3 separate regions of the Homo sapiens genome follow, and all the other regions are linked to region 1. Evidence: chromatin loops called from intact Hi-C (ENCODE). Cell type or tissue: endothelial cell of umbilical vein. All regions are shown on one strand.

The links. Hi-C counts contacts between places; a loop is a spot of excess contacts. Peaks named below come from ENCODE experiments on the same cell type or tissue, not always from the same donor. Only the 100,000 strongest peaks of a DNase experiment are listed, where the experiment ranks them.
Region 2: it touches region 1 in a loop (2.4-fold over the local background); 3 of 110 quality-filtered maps call a loop at or near these places.
Region 3: it touches region 1 in a loop (2.0-fold over the local background); 4 of 110 quality-filtered maps call a loop at or near these places.

Annotation. Positions count from the first base shown.
Region 1 is chr1:199,417,641-199,425,640 of GRCh38, reverse strand. No RefSeq gene overlaps it. Among named protein-coding and RNA genes, the nearest start is that of LINC02789, 270 kb to the right of the region's middle. In endothelial cell of umbilical vein, no CTCF peak of the experiment used is centred here; a DNase peak (open chromatin) is centred at 3,240.
Region 2 is chr1:198,752,622-198,760,621 of GRCh38, reverse strand. PTPRC (protein tyrosine phosphatase receptor type C) reads right to left here. Exons shown (of 33, transcript NM_002838.5): 31 at 7,850-8,000; 32 at 6,218-6,353; 33 at 3,146-4,716. The coding sequence ends at 4,441. Among named protein-coding and RNA genes, the nearest start is that of PTPRC-AS1, 89 kb to the right of the region's middle. In endothelial cell of umbilical vein, no CTCF peak of the experiment used is centred here; no DNase peak of the experiment used is centred here.
Region 3 is chr1:199,108,536-199,116,535 of GRCh38, reverse strand. The region is part of intron 2 of LOC107985243 (a long non-coding RNA gene); the gene reads left to right. Among named protein-coding and RNA genes, the nearest start is that of LINC02789, 36 kb to the left of the region's middle. RefSeq lists an enhancer at 1-85. In endothelial cell of umbilical vein, a CTCF peak has its summit at 3,083 (motif pointing right); a DNase peak (open chromatin) is centred at 3,085.

The DNA.
Region 1 (8,000 bases):
TCGTCTAGAAGAGTTTTTCCTCAGTTTTTTTTTCTAAGACTTATATAGTGTCACATCATACATTTAAGTCTTCAATCCATCTTGAGTTAGTCTTTGTATACAGTATACAGTTTGGTACTTCATCAGCTAGCCTGGAGAGATGGGGCCCAGTTTCTTTCTTCTGCTCATGGCAATACAATTTTTCCAGCACCATTTACTGAATAGGTTGTCCTTTCCCCAGTGTATATATTTTTGTTGACTTTATTGAAGAAAACTTAATTTTAGGTATGTGGTTTTATGTCTGGGTTCTCTGCTCTGTATCACTGAAAAGTGTGTCTGTTTTTATATCAGCATCATGCTGTTTTGCTTACTATAACCTTGTAGTATAATTTCAAGTCAGGTAATATAATGCCTTTAGCTTTATTCTTTCATTGTTGTTTGACTACTTGAGCTTTTCTTTTTTTTTTTTTTTTTTTTTTTGGTTCCTAATGAATTTTAAATTTGTTTTTTCTAATTCTGTTGAAAATGATGCTGGTAATTTGAAAGGGATGACATTGGATCTGTAAACTGCTTTGGGCCATATGTTCATTTTAGCAATATAGAGTCTTCCAATCTATGAGCATGCAATGTTTTTTCATTTGTTTGTGTCATCTATTTCTTTCATCAGGATTTTGTAATTCTTTTTGTAAAGGTCTTTTACCTCCTTGGTTGAATATATTCCTAGGTATTTTATTTTACTTTTGAAGCTATTATAAACAAGATTACCTTCTTGACTTTGTTCTCATCTTGACTGTTGTTGGTGTATAGAAATGCTACTGATTTTTATACAGTGATTTTGTGTTCTGAAACTTTACTGAAGTAATTTATTAAATCTAGGAGCTTTTGGAGGAGTCTAGAGTTTTCTAGACATAAACTCATATCACCAGTGAATAGAAATAATTTGACTGTCTCTATTCTATTTTGGATGCCTTTTATTTTGTTGTCTTGCCTAATTGCTCTGGCTAGGACTTCCAGCAATACGTTGAATAGGATTGGTGAGAGTGGGCATGCATGTCTTGTTCTAGTTTTTACAGGGAATGCTTTCAACTTTTCTCTATTCAGTATAATATTGTCTGTGGGTTTGTCTGTTCTGGCTTTTATTTTTAGATATGTTTCTTTAATGCCTATATTGTGAGAGTTTTTTTTATCATGAAGGGATATTGAATTTTTCTGAATGCCTTTTTTGCGTCGATTGGGATGATCATATTGTTTTGTTTTTAGTTCTGTAATGTGATCAATTGCACTGATTGATTTGCATATAATGAATTATCTTTGCATTCCTGGAATAAAGCCCACTTGATCATGGTGTACTATCTTTTTGATGGACTATTGGATTTGGCTAGCCAGTATTTTGTTGAAGATTTTTGTATCTATGTTCGTCAAGGATATTCGCCTGTAGTTTTCTTTATTTCGTGTGTCCTTGCTTGGAGTTGGTGTCAGGATGATACTGAGTTCACAGAAAGAGTTAGGAAGGATTCCCTCATCTTTGCTTTTTTGGAATAGTTTCAGTAGGATTCATATCAATTCTTCTTTGTATATCTGATACAATTCTGTGAATCCATCTTGTCCTGGGCTTGCTTTTGTGTGTGTGGGGGAGATTTTTAAAGGAGTGATTCTATTTTACTACTCATTACTGGTGTGTTCAGAATTTCTATGTCTTCCCGGTTCAATCTTGGGTGGTTTTATGTTTCCAAGAATTTATTCATTTCTTCTAAGTTTTCTGGTTTGCGTCTGTAGAGCTGTCTATAGTAGTCTCTGATAATCTTGTATTTCTGTGGTATCATTTGTAATATCACCTTTATTATTTCTTATTGTGATTATTTAAATCTTTTTTCTTGGTTATTCTAGTGAGTGATCTATCAACTTTGTTTATCTTTTCAAAAAACGAACTTTTCATTTATTTATTTTTGGTCTTAATGTTATTTCGTTCCGTTCTGATCTTTGTAATTTCATTTCTTCTGCTAGCTTTGGGTTTTGTTTGTTTTTATTTTTCTAGTTCCTTGAGGTGTGATCTTAGGTTGTTAACTTGAGGTCTTCCTATCTTTTTGCTGAAAAATCCACTGATAGTCTGACAGAGGCTCCCTTCATGTAACAAGCTGTTTTTCTAGTGCTGCTCTCAAAATTTCTTTGTCTTTGGATCGTTTTGTATTTATCTCATTTGGTGTTGTTTGGGATTTCTGCATCTGGCTGTTTACTTCCTTCCCCAGGTTTGGGACATTTTTAAACATTTCTTTGAATATGTTTTCTACTTGTTTCTCTCTCTCTCTCTTCTTCTGGAATATTCATAATGTGTATATTGGTCTGCTTGATGGCATCTCATTGTTACTTAAGCTATCTTCGTGCTTTTAAATTATTTTTTCTCTTTTGTTTCACTGACTGGCTAATTTCAGATGACCTTTTTTTGGGTTTCCTGATCCTTTCCGTCACTTGATCTATTCTGTTGTTGAATCTCCCTGTTGAATTTTTTAGCTCAGTTGTTGTATTCTACAGCTCTATAAATTCTGCTTGGTATTTTAAAGAATATTTTATATCTCTTTGGTGAAATTCCTAGTTTGTTCACGCATTGCTGTCCTGACCTTGATGAGCATCTTTATGACCATTATGTTAAATTATCTGTTGGATAAATCAATTATTTCCACTTTATTAGATTATGGAGATTTATCTTGCTTTTGTGTTTGGAATATATTTTTCCTGTTACTTCACTTTCCTTTAGACTTTGTGTTGATTTTTGTACATTAGATAAGATAGCCACCTGGTCAGATTGGCCTCATGTGGGAGTTAAACTTCATCAGCTAGCCTAGCTAGAAATACTGGGTACCTCTCAAATCTTCGTACCTGTCAAAAATCACTGCTTTTGTTCTTAGTGGATCGCAGGAGATTAGGGTGTGCCAAGTCTCAATAGTGTCTTGAAATAGGTGAGATAGAAGCCAGTCCTTCAAGAAAATGAAAAATTTTGGGTTCTAGATGTGAGGTCTAGTTTCCCTTCTCTTCAAGGAAACAGTGGAAGCTAGAGTTTATCTCTCACTTGCTCTGCACTAAACTGGACAGAGTATCTGTGGCAAATGTCTGTACTCTTGTTCAGACAGCACACTCTTTCAATCCATTGCTTTGCTCTTTGTCACTCCAGTGGATACCAAGTTCCACCCACTCTTAGAGACAGGTGGCTTAGCTGGAAGCTTAGTTCTATCACTGGAGCATTCCAGCAGGAGGAGCTGTGAGATGCCATTTCAGGCTCCAAGAGGACTATGGATTGCTTCATCAGCTCCCAGATACAGCCTAATTAAAAGCCTGGCCCACAGGCAACAGTTGGGATAGTCGAGACATTAGGTGTGCTGTCAAACTTCTTCCAGAAAGCAACTCAAAGCTTATCATTTGTGTTTTCTAACTCTGTCTTGAATTGTGAGAAACAGATGCTAGAAGTGTGCACTCATTTAAAATGGCCTCTTTTTTTTTGGCTGTGGTTCTGAGAAGTTACAAATGCTGATCCCTTTTAGCTCCCAGGGGGAGGTGACTTTGGAGCTAGTCCCTTGATTGGGAGCTGTAAAAGTTAGGATACTTGAGGTGTGGACAAACTCCTTCCAGAGAGAGCTGGAGATACAGCTTTGTTGCTAGAGCAAGCAAGCTGAGAGGAGAAGGCATGAGAAGTGCACACATGCCCATTCAAACCTCTGGAGGATTTCTATTCATTTTTCCTTCAGTTCCCAGATGCAGGCTAATTAGATGCCTGACCTTTAGGCAGGAGCTAGGAAAGTATACAGTAAGACCTCTTCAAGTGAGAAGCTGGGAGATGGACATTTTTGCTTGCTCACGCTGCATGGAACCTGGAGGGGATAGCTGATGAAAGTGATCATTAAAACTGCCTCTGTTCATTGTGGTGCTATAACACTCATGAATTCTGAGCCCTGTTTACTCCCAAAGCTAAGTGACTTAGAAGCTGATTTCTCAGCTGGCAACTGTAAAAGTTCGAGTACTATGTGTAAGGTCTAAACCCTTCACTCCTTAGTGAGAAGTTGTGAATTGGGAGTTCCCTTCTGATGGTAAGGTGCTGTGCTTGGGGTGGGGTTTGTGGTACAAGTATGTCTCAGATTTTTCTACTCAATTTAATGTGGATATTTTCTCATTTGCCCTCTGTGTGAAACTAGCTTCTGGATTTCTCTCAGAGGAACTTGATCAGTGTGTAAGTTATTAGTGAATTGATGGGAGGAGGAAACATCAGGAGCTTCCTTTTCCACCATCTTGCTGAAGTCCTTCAGTCTAGTGTTTAATTTTTACCACGGACATTTTATGCTCCAAGTAGCATTTGATAGGGTTGATCCTTTATGGAATTTTTTTAGCATTTGTCTTACATAAACAAGTGCTTCTATTTTTGTCTCTTACTCCATTGACTGTTCTTTGTCAAGATTATTTTTAAGATCCTCATCTTTTCTATCTACTCTGACTTCCTAGGTGATTTGATCAACCCTGTATCCTTTTTTCTCATCCTTCTGCACATGAGGGAACCCTTTATCTTGAAATCTGTCACCAAAATATTAAAATTAGTTTTGCTTTACTTCTTTTTGTTATTATTATAGCATTGAGGGTTATCTTTGTTTTTGTTGCATGTATCAGAACTTTGTTGTTTTACGTTATTTTGTGGTGTTCTATTGTGTGAAGATTCCACAGTTTATTTCCTCATTCTATTGGTGATGAAAATTGAGTTCTTTATGATTTGTGGATATGGTACATAAAAATACTATAAATATTCTTGGCTATGGCTTTCATTGGATGTAGTGCTTATTTTGGTTGGGAATGCATTCAAGAATGGAATTAGAGATATATCTAGTATATCTAATTTTAGTAGATACTGCCAAAGTTTTTTAAAATGTTTGTATCAAATCACACTTCTGTAATTAATGTGGAAGAGTTTCATTTACTCCAAAATTTCACCAACATTTGATATTGAAATTCTTTTTAATTTTAGCCATGGTGGATATATAGTGGTATGTCATGATTTTAATTTGCATTTTTCTGATGACTAATAATATTGAGAGTCTTTTCAAATGTTTATTGTTCATTTTGATATCCTTCTTTCTGAAAGTGAAGACTTCTTTTCAAGTCTTTGCTTATATGTCTTGAATTTTTACCTATTTTTAAGTTAATAATTTGAAATTTACTTTTTAGAAATTCTAAAATGCTTTTAGCATTTTATGTATTTGAGATATCTTTTCCCACTCTATAGCATGTTTGCCTTTTACTTCCTTTTCTTAATTTATTTAATTCTTAATTTGACATTAAGGAGGTACAAGTGCTTGTCTGTTACATGGGTATATTGCATGCAGGAGGGGATTGAGCTTCTGATATACCCATCACCCATATAGTGAACATTATACCTGATAGATAATTTTTCAACTGTTGCCCCTCTTCCAGAGTCCTCCCTTTTAGAGTCACCAGTTTCTATTATTTCCATTTTATGTTCCTGTATATCCATTGTTTAGCTTCCACTTATAGGTGAGAACATACGGTATTTGGTTTTCTGGTTCTGAGTCAGTTCACTCAATGGCCTCTGGCTTAATCCATGTTGCTGCAAAGGGCATGATTTTATTTTTTATGGCTGCATAGTATTCCATGGTGTATATTTATCACATTATCTTTATCCAGTTGACTCTTGATGAACACGTAGGTTGGTTCCATGACTTGGTCATTGTGAACAATGTTACAATGAAGATACAAATACAAGTGTCTGTTTGATGTAATGATTTATTTTCTTTTGGGTAGATAACCAGTAGTGGGCTTGCTGAATGGAATAGGAGTTCTGTTTTTAGTTCTTTGAGAAACCTTCATACTGTTTTCTATAAAGATTGTACTAATTTACATTCCCATCAACATTGTATAAGCAGCCCCCTTTCTCCTCATCCATGCCAACACTTGTTTTTTTGACTTTTCAATAATAGCCATTCTGGGGAGGGGTCAAGATGGCCAAATAGGAATAGCTCTGGTCTGCAGGTCCCAGTGAGACCAATACAGAGGGAGGTGATTTCTGCATTTCCAACTGAGGTACCCAGTTGCAAAATAACCAGCTAGCATCATGATGACAGGATCAAATTCACACATAACATTATTAACCTTAAACATAAATGGACTAAATGTCCCAATTAAAAGGCACATACTGGCAAATTGGATACAGTCAAGACCCATAGGTATGCTGGATTCAGAAGACCCATCTCATGTGCAAAGACACACATAGGCTCAAAATAAAGGTATGGAGGAATATATACCAAGTAAATGGAAAGAAAAAAAAAAAGCAGGGGTTGCAATCCTGGTCTCTGATAAAACAGACTTTAAACAAACAAAGATCAAAAAAGACAAAGAAGAACATTACATAATGGTAACGAGATCAATGCAATAAGAAGAGCTAACTATCCTAAATATATATGCACCCAGTACCGGAGCACCCAGATTCATATAAACAAGTTCTTAGAGACCTACAAAGAGACTTAGACTCCCACACAATAATAATGGGAGACTTTAACGCACCACTATGTATATTAGACCAATGAGACAGAAAATTAACAAGGATAATCAGGACTTGAACTCTACTCTGGACCAAGCAGACCTAATAGACATTTACAGAACTCTTCACCCCAAATCAATAGAATATACATTCACCACATAGCATGTATTCTAAAATCAACCACACAATTGGAAGTAAAACACTCCTCAGCAAATGCAAAAAATGGAAATCATATATGAACAGACACTTCTCAAAAGCAGGCATTTATGCAGCCAACAAACATATGAAAAAACCTCATCATCACTGGACATTACAGAAATGTAAATCAAAACCACAATGAGATACCATCTCATGCCAGTTAGAATGGTGATCATTAAAAAGTCAGGAAACAACAGATGCTGGCGAGGCTGTGGAGAAATAGGAATGCTTTTACACTGTTGATGGGAGTGTAAATTAGTTCTTCCATTGTGTGGAAGACAGTGTGGTGATTCCTGAAGGATCTAGAACCAGAAATACCATTTGACCCAGCAATCCCATTACTAGGTATATACCCAAAGGATTATAAATAATTCTACTGTAAAGACACATGCACACTTATGTTTATTGCAGCACTGTTTACAATAGCAAAGACATGGAACCAACTCAAATGCCCATCAATGATAGACTGGATAACGAAAATGTGGCACATACACACCGTGGAATACTATGCAGCCATAAAAAAGAATGAGTTCATGTCCTTTGCACGGACATGGATGAAGCTGGAAACCATTATTCTCAGCAAACTAACACAGGAACAGAAAACTAAATACCGCATGTTCTCACTCATCAGTGGGAGTTGAGCATTGAGAACACAGGACACAGGGAGGGGAACAACACACACTGGACCTTGTTGTGGGGTCGGGGGTAAGGGGAGGGAGCATTAGGACAAATACTTAATGCATGGGGGGCTTAAAACCTAGATGATGGGTTGACAGGTGCAACAAACCAGCATGGCACATGCATACTTATGTAACAAACCTGCATGTTCTGCACATTTATCCCAGAACTTAAAGTAAAATTAAAAATAAATAAATAAATAAATGTGTGTGCTCCAAAACAAATAGTATTAGCCATTCTGATTGGTGTAACATAACATGATATCTCATTGTAGTCATAATTTTCATTTCTCTGTTGATTAATGATGTTAAGGTTTATTTTTTTCATGTATTTTCTGGTTGCTTGCATTTCTTCTTTTGGGAAATGTTTGTTCATGTCCTTTGCCCAACTTTTAATGGGGTTGTATGTTTTTTCTCTTGTTGAGTTGTTTGAGTTCCTTGTAGATTCTGAATATGAATCCTTTGCCAGAAGCATAATTTGCAAATATTTTCTCCCTTTCTGTAGATGGTCTGTTTATTCTGTTTTTTTTTTTCTACTGTGCAGAAGCTTTTTAGTTTAATTAATTCCCATTGTCTATTTTTTGTTTTAGTTGCATTTCATTTTGGAGAAAATATCA
Region 2 (8,000 bases), 670 kb after region 1:
ACAATAAAAAAAGCCCAGGACCCAGTGGATTCACAGCTGAATTCTACCATATGTACAAAGAATAGCTGGTACCATTCCTATTGAAACTATTCCAAAAAAAAACTGAAAAGGTGGAACTCCTTTTTAACTCATTCAGTGAGGCCAGCATCATCTTGATACCAAAACCTGACGGAGATACAACAAAAAAAGAAAACATCAGGCCAATATCCTTGACAAATGTTGATGCAAAAATTCTCAACAAAATACTAGCAAACCAAATCCAGCAGTACATCAAAAAGCTTATCCACCATGATCAAGTAGACTTTATCCCTGGGATGCAAGGTTGGTTCAACAAACACAAATCAATAAATGTGATTCATCACAGAAACAGAACTAAAGACAAAAACTACATGATTATCTCAATAGCTGCAGAAAAGATTTTTGATCAAATTCAACATCCATTCATGTTGAAATCTCTTGATAATCTAGGTATTGAAGAAACATACCTCAAAATAATGAGCGCCACATATGATAAACCCACAGCTACCATCATACTAAATGAGTAAAAGCTGGAAGTATTCCCATTGAAAACCGCCACAAGACAAGGATGCCCTCTCTCGCCACTACTGTCCAACATAGTATTGGAAGTTCTGGCCAGGGCAATCAGGCAAGAGAAAGAAAGCAAGGGCATGCAAATAGGAAGAGAGGAAGTCAAACTATTCCTGCTTGTAGCCGTCATGATCCTGTATCTAGAAAATCCTATAGTCTCAGCCCAAAAGCTTCTCAGGATAATGAATAACTTTAGCAAAGTCTCAGGATACAAAATCAATGTGCAAAAATCACTAGCATTGCTATAACCAACAATAGCCAAGCTGAGAGGCAAACTCCCATTCACAATTGCCACAAAAATAATAAAATGCTTAGGAATACAGCTAACTAGAGAGGTGAAGTCTCTCTCTGCAAGGAGAACTACAAATGTTCTTTTAAGTGAAGTAGATATAGTTGATTCTTTCATGTTAAAGCTGCGAGATTAAAAAAAATAGGATGCCAAGTTAAATTTAAATTTCTAATAAACAAGAAACAATTTTTGGTGCAAATATGTCCCAAATACTGCATGAGACATACTTGCACTAAAAAACTATTCTTGTTTCATTTAAAATTCGAATGTAACCCAATGCCTTGTATTTTATCTGACAATCAAATTTCATGTCATTTTGAAGAAAGTAATCATGGATAGTTTGAATAAAGAAGAAGAGTTTTCTTTACGGGATCTTAGCAAAAAACAAGAATTCATTTGTTGTAAGTTATCAAAAGCTTTTAATTGTCCTACAAATATAATTAAAATTTAGGAATCACTTTTGATTTGGGCAAAGAATAAAATGTAAAGAGAAATGTAAAGAGGTTTACAAAAGAATGAATACAAATAAAATGGACCCTTAGAAGAATAAATATTTTCACTTAAAACAGGACATAAAAAAGCCTAATTTTGAATGTCTTTGAAGAACCTTCAGATCATTCCAGATGTAAAATTTGTGTAGGAGATTGAAAGCATAGCCTTTTCTACTCATTTTAACAGATATTCATTTCCTTTGAAGTGATATATTTTAAGGTCTTCATATCAAGAAACATGCTGCAATTAGCTAGGAGCAAATAGCATTCACTTATTCAGATCTAATATGGTGTTATGAAATCATCTTATAACCAATATCTGGTATAAATCTAAAATTAAGATCAGTCCTAGTTAGTTGTAAAAATAAATTTTATGTTTAATATTTTAGAGGGAAAAAAACAGGAAAATTTCTCTGTACAAATATAAGAATTCTGAGGGGAAGCTTAACGCATTTAAAATTATCTTTGCAAAGACAGATGTTCAGCTAATCACTTTACACAGTTTTCCTCTTGCAAGAAAATATTAAAATATATATATCTCTTAAATGAAAATATTTATTTGTCACTTATGTACACAATTAATAGCTTGGGACCTGAAGTTTAGGCTTACTAAATGTATCTTTTATTCCCATTGAATTCTAATACCAGGAATAAAGCAAACAACTTTAAAAGAAACCTAGAAGTTTCTTTTTGCCCAATAAATGTAATGTTCTGGATTCATAACATTATCCCTACAGTGTACCAGGCTTTTGTAAGTCAAAACTTTTTGCTTAATATTTCTGACTGGATCCTAGAATTAATAATGGCAGTGCCAAACTTTAGCAAATAAATCTTTTATACCTTGTAACAGATCCCCATTAATGCAACCCATGGCCATAGACATAGACCTATAATTCACATATTATTTCTTTCTACAGGTAAAAATCATAGACATATAATTCCATGTTCTAGTGCCATGGGTCTCACCTTCGGTTTAGTATATGTTCTCACAAAGTAGTGGGCTTTCTGAGCCACTATTTCATCTCTTTCTTTACAACAAATTCCCATATGTAGAAAAAAAGTCTCAAGCTTGATTCTTAAACTAATAGAAATTATTATTGCTCTATTTTCTAAGTAGTTTTTAATCTTTCAAAAGATAGTGTCAGGTGGAAAACACATTTAAAACACACAACTACATTTGGAAGATGTTACTTGCAATTGAAACTTCTGAAGAAAAACTTTGCTTGTAGATTATTTAGACTTTCTGCTATTTGTATTTTGAAGCAATTAACAGATAAAGTAGGCATACATCATAATGTTCTATTGAACATGAGAACTGCAAATTTTAACTACATTATCTAGAAAATGGCAACTGATCAAGTTTCAATAAAAGAAAAGAATGCATAATAGTTTGAGTGACTGAAGAGGTAAGTGAAAGCAAACTTTATTTTTTGTGCCCATAATTGGTGATTCTAATCCCCTTTTCTCATTAATAAGTAAAGATGTAATAAGTAACCTTAATATAAATTAGAAACTGTGGCTTCATTGTAAAATTTACTTCTTTTCATCTGTTAAATAAGCACAAGGATCTATATACTACTATAAGGGTTAATTGTTAATTTTATATGTTACAATAGTGAAATAATTAGAAGTAGGGACACAAAATAAATGTGAGTTGAATGGACAATAATCGGTGCTGTATAGTTAAGACATATAAAATCAGACAAAAGAGTAAAGATATAGAAAACCAAACCAATCTAAAGGTTGTGTTTGACCTTCATGATAAGCTATTACAGAATTCACCAAAACGAGTTTTTATTACTTCATGAAAAATACCACTATTCTTGATTTTTTTTTTCTAGATCTTAAACAATTATTAGACTATTGGATAATTGGGGCCTGTAAAAGTGTCCTGCAAATGTTAATAAATGCATTAAACATATTTCAATAGGTGCATACACATTTCATATTTGAACATATAACACAATGTATTATAAACAAGAAAAAAATAATGGTTGAATTTTATTATGATTAGCGACATCCATTCCTGGTAAAAACATTCTAAGCATTGGAGAAATTCAAAGTAAATGCTTTAATGAAAGTTATGAATGGGATTTAACATGGGAACTATGCATATGCAATATCATATTTTTCATATCAATGAAAAATTCCATAAAAATAGCTATATTAAATTTCATATGTAAATATTTAACAAATATGTTTGTATTCTTCTATTTTTATACAATGAATATTAATACATATTGCATTTATTTATTTTAATGACATTTATTTAAGTTCAATTGTACAAAACCTAATTTGTTGTCAAAAGTATCAAGCAATAAATTTTAAATATTGTACAGGGAATAATCGAGCATGCAAAATTGAAAACCCCATGTAAAGACAGCATGATAAGCTCACTGGAAATTTTTTAATTAAATAAGCTTAAAAAGACATTGGACTAAATGCTAATATATGGAATATAAGATTTCCCAATGTTAATTTAGTTAACAACTTTTTTGTAGTAGCATACACACACATACCACCTTTATGTACTATCTCTAGAAGTAAAATAGTAAACTATATAAGATAGATATATATGAGTAGAACAAGGAGGACATCTTGAGGTCATTTCAGAAATGTACATGATTTTATTGAGTCTGCACACAGTTTATGATTTTTAAAAACAGATCCTTCAAGCTAAGTTAACACTTCTAATATAAAATGTATTTTTTCTTCATAAAAACAAAGGAAAAGCAAAAGCTTTTAGATTCACTTGAAAGAATTCTCTCTCTTTCTCTGTCTCTCACACAAACACACACCCATACACACATACATATACACACATAACGATTACAAAGAAGTTGTTTTTTACTGAATAAGAGATAAAATTTTAAAATAAGCATACGTCTGTACAAACTGTTCTGGCAAAACTATCTTAAATATTTTTCCACAGTAGTAAAATATAACCCTTCTACAAATATTGGTTCGCTGCATTTAATTAATCCACTGTATACCTATTTTCACTTCCTACTTCTACAAAAATAGAAATAACAGCTAACAGGAGGTTTGGAGTTTCCTCATTTATGTCTTTTCCTATGAACCTTGATTTAAAGCTGGACTTGCAGGACCATTGACAGAATGTTCTGGCCCCTCAGTGCCACTCGTGGGTTCAGAACCTTCAGCCTGTTCCTTTGCTTCAGGGAGCTTTTCTGGGGCACCAAGTGGATTAACACAATTAGCATCCTGCTTTACTTTGTCCACTTCATTATCAAATTCAATTTTATCTTCTTGATGGTTGTTTTTCTTTACTTGTCCATTCTGAGCAGGGTAGGTGCTGGCAATGACGTCATATAGGAATTGATATTGCTCCTAGTAAAGGAATTAAGTGGGAAATTACATGAAGAAAGTTGATGTCATTATTTTTATGCCAGATGAAGATTAGCAAGAACTAATGATTTATTTGTGGAAGTATTGGATGACAGAAAAGTACTTTTTGATATGTTCTCATAAAAACATCTAAATAATTTAGTTTCTTTATGGTGCTAAAGGGTTGACTGCAGGATACTTTTTGAACTTTACCTTGGAGCAACCCCAAACCAGTGTTCACTCCGCTCATGGGCCATTTCCATGCCTTTGCTCATGATGCCACGTTTTGTACTTATCCTCCTGTCTAATGCCTACACATTATTTAAGAATCAGGGCAGGAATCACTGCTTCGAGAAGCGTTTCTTGATTCCTAAAGTTTAAATTAAATGCCCTCATTCATGTTCTTCTTATAATTTTTCTGTCATTTTACTCACTACATTGATTAGTAAATACCTGGCTTTCCCTCATACCAATTAGCTCTTTATAGCAAGAGCACATAGCAAGCATTTGATACATTTTTAAGTACCAAGATATGAAATCTCAATATCATACATGATTAAAAGCTTTATATATTTTAGTGAGTAATTAAGTTTACACTGTGAATAAGGATTAATTCCCAGATGACCATCTACAGTTACTACCACATAGAGGGTATACACGATAGATCGATTACAAGAATATAAAACTTATTTTCCTTCCTGTATCCACATTTCTTTGCAATGTGAATTTGCAGGCCCTCTCAAGAAGTGGAGTCTATTTCCCTACCCCTTGAATCTGGGCAGGCTTTATGACTTATTTATTTGGCTAATAACATACAGAAGAAGACATGTGTGTCACTTTTAAGCCTGGGCCTCAAGTGGTCTCACACAAGTCTTCTTTCCCTTGTGGAACTTGCTGCTTTAATGTGAATAGGCCTGGGCTAGTCTTCTGGATGAGGAGGGACATGTGGCCCACTCACTGTTGTTGCCATAGCTAAATGGCAGCCACATGCCAGCCTACTGGCAGTGTAGGTCACTTTAGACCAGCCAAACTGTAGGGCACACATCAGCTGAAGGCAGACACATGAGTCAGCCTGGTCTCTATTGCCTGAGCCTGAGGGCACCAGCAGAACATTCCAGCATATCATTAGACTACTGAACCATAATAAATGTTATTTGTTTAGGCTCCCAAATTTGGGGGTGGTTTGTTACACAACACAAATCGATACAGGAGTGAAGGAAAGAAAATTAAGAAATTCATGAGCATTTAGGGAAAGGCTCTTCATGAACTGTCACAACAAAGTGCTAGTAAACTTTAGGCTCTTATTTAGACTTATAATAATTTAATGTGAATTATCATGTAAAAGTAGAAAAGCTAAAAGAATAGGAAAGAAAATAGAGAAGAGAAAAGGAAAGGGGAAAAAAGAACAAACGAGAGGAAAGGAGAGGAGAAAAGAAAAAAGGAAACCGTCAAAAAGAAAAAAAAAATTCCGAGCATGTTAAAAGCAATGGTGAAGGATACTTACGAATGTGGAAACCATGCCTGGCCTAGCTTTGCGTAGAGCTTTTACCACTTGAAAAATATCCACTACCTCTTCTGTTTCCGCACTTTCTAAGAGATTTAACAAAGCACAAAATATTCCCGTTTGCTGAGATCCATCCCTATAAAAGAAAGAAAAGATAGAAAATAATCCTACTTCTCACCAAAAAGGGTGATATTAGAATAAAAACAGGAAGAGAGAGAATATATTTTTTGCTTCATGTTTATCATAATTATCTTATTCCAACCTCTTTCAAGAACCAAATTATTTACGCTAAATGCATTTTTAGGCAAATTTTTCAATTTAAGAGTGTGATAATCCTGGAATTGAAAACTTATTTGTCTTCGACTTTACAAATATATTTTCTTTTATTTAGTATTTTATGGATTTTAATGCATTTTTATTTACATCTGAAGTTGTTGAAACCAATATCAGAATGCCAGTATGATAGATAAGGAAACCAAGATTTGGAGAAGAGAAAGCTGATGTAATCAGAAATATTAGACCTAATATTTTGTAAATTACTAGAACACATGCTCTTCTTCACTCTTCTGCCTCTCTACCACGTTTCACAAATGTTTTCACTTCTGCATCAGTAGAAAAGTAATACCTAGTAGAATTATTCACTAAAAAGAGGGCAATCAAATAGTTTACCAAACAATGAGAAGTATAAAGCATTATCATAAAGATTCAATTTAAACAATATGTTATCAGCAGGACACTTTAGTTATTGTACATAAATCATATTCTAAGAAACATATATAGTTTTACAGTGTAAACTTCCCTTCCTCAGCTTTCTTTCCACATAAATGCTGAAAATTCATATATTTCTTAAGGCTTGATTCTAGTATATGCAATTCCAATAATAACAATTAGACTTTTTCAAAAATTCCAAAAGTTTTTCACTAGATAAACATTTCTCATTTTACTTTACTATTTTTCGTTTCTCATTTACTTCAATATTCTTTTTCATGTAAACTTTTATATTATATATCTTTCTTTCAATTATATTGCTTATTTAAGGTGAATATGTAAGCACCTATCACAGATGAAGAAACTAATAAAATCTAGTAGTATTATTGATATTACCACAATCTTTGCCTTTGGTTCAGTTTAGAAAATTAAATAATGAGTTTCAAATCAAAATTGCTAAGCTTTGTGATTTCAGTTAATATTTAACTTAAAATATGTTTAATAAACTTTGTGTTCATTAAACATATTAGGTGTCTTTGTGACACCTAATAGAGTAGATCAATGTATATGGGTATATGTGTAAGGTGATACCCATCTACCTATCTGTTCACACACCCTTCCATTCATTAATTCATTCACACAAATGACATTCCTGGCTCAATGTTAGCTACCAAGGAATCAAAGATGACATGACACCAAGTATTAAAAAACACAACTTAAAATTATTGCACTATAATATAATCACTTCTATTATATTTCTACAATAGTTGTGTTGTGGAAACAACCAAGAGAGTGACCGACTCCATAAGAAGTTTTTACTGTGGTTATGTGTTTCATATATGAGGATAACTAGATAAGACAACATGTGAACCGAGAAGTCAAGCATTATGATTTTGAGAGCACATTCTACCAAATCCCACGCACCTGCAGTGAATGAGTAGAGGTGTACTCTTGTGATGCTTGTTCCCTTCAGAGGAATTCTTCTGGGGAAGTTTTTGTTTGACGACCTGAATCATAGAGATTAATTCCTTGGGTTCTGCAGGAAGCTGCTCCACACTCCAGTTTGTATATTGGT
Region 3 (8,000 bases), 310 kb after region 1:
ATATAGAAAATAAAAGACAAGGTTAATACAACTGGCCCTATCATGCTGTTGCATCATATTAAGAAAACGTTGGGGTGATAACAGGGGAAACCTTTAGACAATAGGGCATAAATTGCCTTAAACAGTATAGAAAATATTTTATTATGAGAGTAGAAAAGAAGACCATGAGTAGAAGTATAAGCATTTCTTATAGACCAGCATATAACCAAGTTTCCCATTTATATGGCATTAGTCAAGAAAATAGATCTGAAATTTCCAGGATCTCTAATAATATCTTGGTAGAGTTGCAAAGTGTCAAGTGGCAAAGTGTTCTGGCAGTTATGTTGTTGGAGAGTATGTGGTTGATTGTTTAGTAAATTATACATAAAGATTAGTGATATTTGTGTATCACCAATGAAAATGGTTGATTACTATGATCATGATTCAAGACACAGGGCAGGAGGTTGTTGTGGAAAACTGGAGGTGGGTAATAGAAGAAAGTCCTGGAGTGGGTAGTTCTCTCCTCAAGGGGCCTAGGGTTGATTGAAATGTGCAGTTGCCTCTGGGGGAAAGTAATAATTTCCATTCATTTTTGGAATGTCATAGATAGTAGTAACCTCTATCAGATTTTCCTTTAGAGAGGAGTGTGCGTATTTTGTCATAAAGCAAGGGGTATACCAGGATCATGGGCTAAGCAGACAATGAGACTAAGCAACAGAATCCTCAATGTCAGAGGAAGAAAAGCAATAAATGTCTCATGTCCACTTTGTCAGGGCCTTAGGAGAAGTCCATGTGTGTCACTGGGATGGAGGCTTTGACTTCATGGGTAAAGTCATCTCTGGTGCTGGGGAAGAATTCGTTTCCATTGATGAAATCTTGGGTTGGGGCAATGTCATCCAGGATGTGGGACTGAGGATTGTTTTCAAGTTTATGTCCACTCACATTAATGTGGGTCTTACTTTTGTGGCTGTATGGTATTATAGTGACACGGAGCCATTTGTGTCATTTGGAGGCAATGTTAGGCCTGGGAGCCTGGCTTGCAAATATCTTTCAAGTCAAAGGGATTTTGGGTTCACAGCTAGCAAAGGTGATATTGGCATCATGATGCTGTTGTAATGGACAAATATGCCAGACCCAACTGACACCACTTAAGCCCCCATTAAGGATGGCCATGTCTAAAACTTTCTAATTAGTCCAAGGTTTCTATTAGATGGGTAATGAGAGGAGTTTTGTTGGAATTTGGTTTTGATTCAGATTTCCTAATTTGGTTGTTATTAATATGATGCCAGGTTATATGTCAAATAAAATATCTGTGCCTGAGTTTGGAGTGCCAGCATTAGCCTGTAGGCATGTCTTGTATTTTTTTGTTTTCTTTTTATTTCATTTATTTATTTATTTATTTTGAGATGGAGTCTTGCTCTGTCTCCTAGGCTGGAGTGCAGTGGCGCAATCTCAGCTCACTGCAACCTCCACCTCCCGGGTTCAAGTGATTCTCCTGCTTCAGCCTCCTGAGTAGCTGGGATTACAGGTGCCTGCCACCACGCCTAGCTAATTTTTGTATTTTTTAGTACAGACGGCGTTTCATCATGTTGGCCAGGTTGGTCTCGAACTCCTGACCTCAGGTGATACACACGCTTCGGCCTCCCAAAGTGTTGAGATTACAGGCATGAGCCACCATGCCTGGCCTTCTTTTTTTTTTTTTGAGACTGAGTTTCATTCTTGTCACCCAGGCTGGAGTGCAATGGCACAATCTCAGTTCACTGTAACCTCTGCCTCCAGGATTCAAGCAATTCTCCTGCCTCAGTCACTCAAGTAGCTGGGATTATAGGCATGCACCACCACACCCAGCTAATTTTGTATTTTTTTTTTTTTAGAAGATATGGGGTTTCACCATGTTAGCCAGGCTGGTCTTGAACTTCTGACCTCAGATGATCTGCACAACGCAGACTCCCAAAGTGCTGTGACTTGTATTTTTAGCCATTTGTTGTAGGCCCTTTGCTTCAGTTGTTGGTTTGGTTGGTGATGGGAAAGCTGGTAGAGACTTTGGGTTATAGGGCTTGTATTAGCCAAATTCAATGGCATGTGGGCTTCACCATTGTCCATGTTTAGTTGAAATAATGGCTTACTTAGATGCTTTGAGCTTGTAGATTGCAGACCAGTGAAATCAGAATAATACTGATGAGACCAACAGTCAACAGGATAGTGTACAGCTGCATTTGACAGGTGTTTTGGGATTTGGGTTTTTTTTTTTTTTAAGTTTTCTGTCTGTTCCTGACTGCTTTTACCCTTTGGTTGTTTACCTGATAAACTCCTGGTGGTCCTGGATGACCATGTTCATACATGGTTGCTTCCTTCTCTAGAGTGTACCAACTGACCTCTGAAGGATTTGGATTTACTTCCAAGAGAGTAGTAATGCCTTATAAGTATTTTTGAGGCTCTGGATTTTGAACATAAGGCCCTTGGCATGCTGGTAAGCAGCAGTTCCCAATAAGACATGTGTGCACAATCTGAGTGTTTTACATTATTGAATCAATTGCATGACCTTCTCAAGGGTATTAGGTGGGCCAGGGATAAAGTGTTCCTTTCTTCATTTCTTTTTCTATAAGCATCGTGCCACTGATTTACATGGGTGTGACCCCTTACATCCTGCTTTATCAGGAGACAAATTGTGACAGCAGCAAGGCAAGCAACAACACAAGAGTTTACATTGGCTCCATGTGTGCCTCACAACATATGAGAATCTCTAAACAGCATCCTCCCTCTACTCAATGGAGCAGACTGAAATGTACAAGGAAAATAATAACTTAGTTACCCCGCCACTTGTCAGTAATGCCTTGCTGATTGATAAAGCCCATTTCATATCACTTGGAGGGAAGTCTTACCACATTCCTTTTGGAGGAGACATTGCAAGCCTTAGCTGGTCAATATAGATGGATACTCCTGGGAACATTGTTCAGAATCTAGGCAATTGACTCAGCTTACACTGGGACTGCAGGAAAACTCAGCTTTCAAGTTCTGAATCTAGGGTGGGGATTTATAGTAATGCCTGCCAAATCCAACAAACAGCATTTGCAGCCACAGTGCAAGTGCATGCCAGTAGGTGGCGATACCTTTCCAGGCTGCCACTGACATCTGGTAGAACTACTTAGCAAGCTGTTATGGACTTGAAGTTTATGCCCTACTTCCCAGTTTAATAGGTTGAAATCCTAACCCCCAATGTGATGGTATTAGGAGGTGGCTGGGGTCTTCAAGAGGTAAGTTCAAGGTTTCCTAAAATCACCCTCAGGTTTGCTAATTCACTCAAAAGACTCACAGGACTTATTGAAAGCTATTGCACTCACAATATTTGCTACAGGGAAAGGATAGAATCAGCTAACGAAAGAGACATGTAGGGTAGAATCCAAGAGGATTCCAAATGTGAAGCTCTTATTGTCCTAATGACAAAGAATACCTCCTGGTATTGATGTACGACACTATCTACAGAGTATTGCCATCCCAGGAGCTCACTTGAACTCCCATGTTCAGAGTTTTTACTGGGGCTTCATTAGGTAGGCATAACTGAAGGATTAATTGCCCATATGGTTGAACCCAATCTCCAGTTCCTCCCTCACTATGAGTAACATTATTAGCATAATTTATTAGATGCAGCCCAAGAGGCCCACTGTGTTTCTGTACTATACACGTGGGAGTTTAGAAAAGTCCTGTAATGTCTTTAAGCTTGAGTTCCTTGTGTGTAAAAATTAGAATAATGATTTCTATCTCATAGGTTTGCAATGGTAAAGAATAAATTAATTCATATTTCTCACACATAGTAATTATGCAATAAATGGTGAAGTAATTAGGTCATGAGGGTGGATCCCTCTTGAATGCAATTAGTGCCATATAAAAAGAGACTTGAGAAGTTCCTTCCTCTCTGCCATGTAAAGTACAATGAGAAGACAGACATCTGCAAACCAGGATGGAGGCCTGGTTATTATTTCATTAATTATTAATTCATTATTATTTATTATTAACATATTATAAAATATTATTAATATTCTTCTCTTCCACAAAGTTATTCTTAATTCATTATCCATGCTTTCAATAAATAGTGAGAAAGGAATCAATGTGACCAGCTTATTTACACTACTGTTGGGAATAAACAAGAAGCCATGAAGCATAGAAAAGTGATTTTAATCCCTAATATAACCAGTTTTGAGTATCTAGATAAGTTTAAAGACATCTTCAAGTCCTGATAATCCATAATTCTGTGGGCTCTGTGGCTTTTTTGGTGTAGGAAAAGAAGTGCCTCTTGAAACAAGGACCAGAGTTAAAGTTCCAGCACTACATTTGTTAAGTGTGTGACCTTAGGCAAGTTGTCTATCATCTCTCTACCTCAGGTTTCTTTTCTGTAAAATGGGAGAAAATAATAGCTACCTCAAAAGTATTGTTAAATTTGGAAAAGATAGCATACTGAAAAATACACAGCACAGCACTGTGAATTACACATAATAGGTGCCTAATAAATAAAAATTTTAAAATTTATGTAACAATTAATCTCTTACTTAGTGCCAGTCACTAGAAGGTGTGAATGGTATAGTGATGAATAAAGTTTGATCATTGTCCTAAAAATGTATTTCATCCAATAGGAGAGATAGACAAGCACACCAGGAGTGACCATACAGTTGATAGATCTAATTTTTTCTCTTTTGCCTTTCAATGTAAATGAGTCAACCCCTGAATTTATGGCTTTTTCTCCTCTACTTTCATTAGTTCTTGCATCTGAATAGATCTTTGAAGCATTTACGCATGTAAATCAAATAAATAATTATTTAATTAGTGAAATTTCAGAAAATATAAAATGTAGGCAGGTGTTTTTTTGATAAGGAGTATTTGATGACTCCTTACTTGCCAACAAATAGACCCAAGTGACAATCGATAACTTTTTACCAATCTTCTTTTTCATTATGCAAGACTGATAGACAAATTGGGAGGTCAAAAGTACTAGTTTAATTGAATGCCGACATTTATCTTTTAGACTGTGGCTGTGAATAAATCATGTGAAAAATGAAGATAGCATAAATTAGAAAAGATTATAGCCCCAGATTTGCTTCTAATTTCCAGTCTGATCTTTGTAGGTCTCAGCGAGTTTATTTCCCAGTTTTCTTTTCTACAAATTGAGACTATGAGACATGCTATCTAAGGTCCCCACCAGTGCTATTTTATGGCATTTTGCATATTAAAATAGTGGAGCATTAACAATACATGCACAAAATATAGATTTGGAGAATGAATAATCACATAACTGTATATATGTAATTATCATTTTACTAGAAAAATTGCATAAGCTGATTAGATTTAGCTATATGAGTTTTTAAATAAATTTATCATTTCATATATTGCTCATTTTTCAGAAATATCACCGATTTTTAAAAAATACAATAAAAATATTATCCATTCAACAGAGAAGTGAAACTAAAAATATTAAGTTTTCTATTCATTTCTTTCACTAGTAATTATCTCAGAATCCCAAGATATGCCAAATCTTACAACATTAATATGCTTGCTGTCGAAATTTACTAATTCTTTCAAAACAGCTTTTGTATTTTTTCTTGACTTTATTTGTTTAGACCCTGTGCATTTTCAAATGAACACAATGCAGGTGATGAAAACAAATAGAAAGCAGTAAGATAAAACAAAGTAACAGTAGAGCAAGTGTGAAATGAGAGTTTATTGATGCTATTGTAGAAGCTTTCTCTATCTTGTAGGGCCATTCCATTTTTTATTACTAAATCTGGCAAAACAATGAAAACAATATTCAACACATTTTGAATATTAAGCATTTAACTGTATGTGTGCCAGACACTTGGCTAAGAACTTGACACATATTACCTTATTTAGTCCTTATTGTAACAGTAGTAGTTAGATAGTATTATCACTCCATTTTTCTAATGACAAAACTGCATTAGAGAGATTATATATTTTATCTACATTCCAGAAGCTATAAGAGGCATACTTTAAACCCAGGTTTTTCTGATGCAAAAGCTTACACTCTTACCCTTTTCATATACTGCTTCTCCTCAAAAGTTATCTCTTATAGACAATGACATCTTATTGCAAACCTCTTTGTGCCTATTGCCTGGTACAGCAATAAGCACATAGCGGGAAGAGAGAAGTCTAACACAGGAACATAGCTTTAGAGATTTAATGTTCTAGGTATACAAAGAGAACTAACATCTTGACATATTGGGCGAAAGTTTTTGCTAATATATGTAGTAATTGCTATTTAAAAAGTAGTGCTGTCTGCATGATAGGAAGTCTCCATCCTCATTCTTTAAATAATGGTTTAACAATGATACACCGACCAAAATAGTTTTATGAGGTTTCCAGAATCCAGTTAAGAAGTTGCAATACCTCAGGTGAGCACAAAGCTGAGAAGAGCTTAAATGAAATGTGTAAGAAGAACAATTTCACTATACCTGTGATAGCTCTTGCCCTAAGCCCATACAGCTCAGTATATATAGAGAAAGCCCTGGCATGTGACTCTGCCTTGGGGGAAAGAAAGAGAATCCAACATTCTGACTTTATGGAGCCCTACATAAGAGACTGGTTTCTGTTTCACCTCACTTCTCATTCAGAATACAGATAGAACTGACATGACATAGGTTGGAGGCCTGAAGGCAACTGAGAATAGCAGAAAGTGGCTGGCAGCCTGCAGCCATTAGTACCGCTTTGCATGATTGGGAGAAGGCTCTAATCTGAGACTTCTCCCCCAGAAGGTAGAAAGAGAAATGGAGTTTGCCTCCAATGTCCGAGCTTTTTGGAGAACTCCCTAAGGGACTGATTTCTCCCTTAACTACTTTCTCAGCTGGAGTGCTGTAGGAACTAGCACAGGTTGTAGGCCTGGGGGTAGCAGAGACAACAGAAAGCAGAGAGTTGCCTACAGCTGGCATGGATTTGCATGATTGAGAGAAGGTGCTCAATCTGAGTCTTCTTCTCAAGGAGAAAGAGAGAAAAATGGAATTTGCCTGCAACGCCATGTGTTTTTTGAGAATCGCTTGAGGGATTGGCTTTTGTCTCACCTCATACCTCACACAGAATGGGAGAGAGGGAGAGGAGCAGAGTGTGTACCCTACAATTCAGCTTTCTGGAGGACTGCTTGAGGAACTGATAGCGGTCTAGAATGACTAAGGGTGTGGACAGGGAGCTACTTGATGGCCACTGGGAACCAGAGAGCATGGGACAGCTTCCTCTTCTAGTACTAAGAACTTGTAAAGCCACATACACCAGAGTGCACAAGAGATTATGAGTTCCTGAATAAAAGTAACCAACAAATCCCTCTAATTGGGGCTTTAGATGCACAAGTCCAGAGAAAATACATTCACAGGAAAGGTTTGAGAGGTCTCCAGATTCTCTAGCTGGGCTGACCAATAAAAGTCTTTCTCTCTATAGTGCTAGTCTACGAAGACTACTTGTTAGTCTTTGTAGAAGTCTTCATTAGTCTTTGGGAAATGTGGCTGTTTTTTCAAATGCATAGATATAAACACAAAGCTTCAAAGAACATGAAGAAACAAACAAACATGGCCAAAGTAAAGGAACAATGTACATCTTCAGAAATCAATCCTGAAGAAAAAAAGCATGCAATATATTTGAAAAATAATTGAAAATTACTGTCATCAAGATGCTTAATGAGCTCAGGAGAATGATCCATGAACAAAAATCTTTAAACAAAGATACAGAAAATATGTTTAAAAAGAAAAAGCAAAAATTTTGGAGCTGAAGGATATGATAACCTGAAGAAATTCACTACAGGGGTTAAACTGCAGATTTGATCAAGCAGAAAAAAATAATCTGTGAATGCTGAGATATGTCATTTGAAATTATCCAATCAAAGGAACAAAAATTTAAAAAGAATGAAAGAGTGAAGAAACCCTAAGGGACTTATGGGGTACTATTTATAAGTCAATATATTGGAGGAACAAAATGAGAAAGAGGCCAAGCAATTATTTCAAAAAATAATAACCAAAAAGTTCCAAACTCTG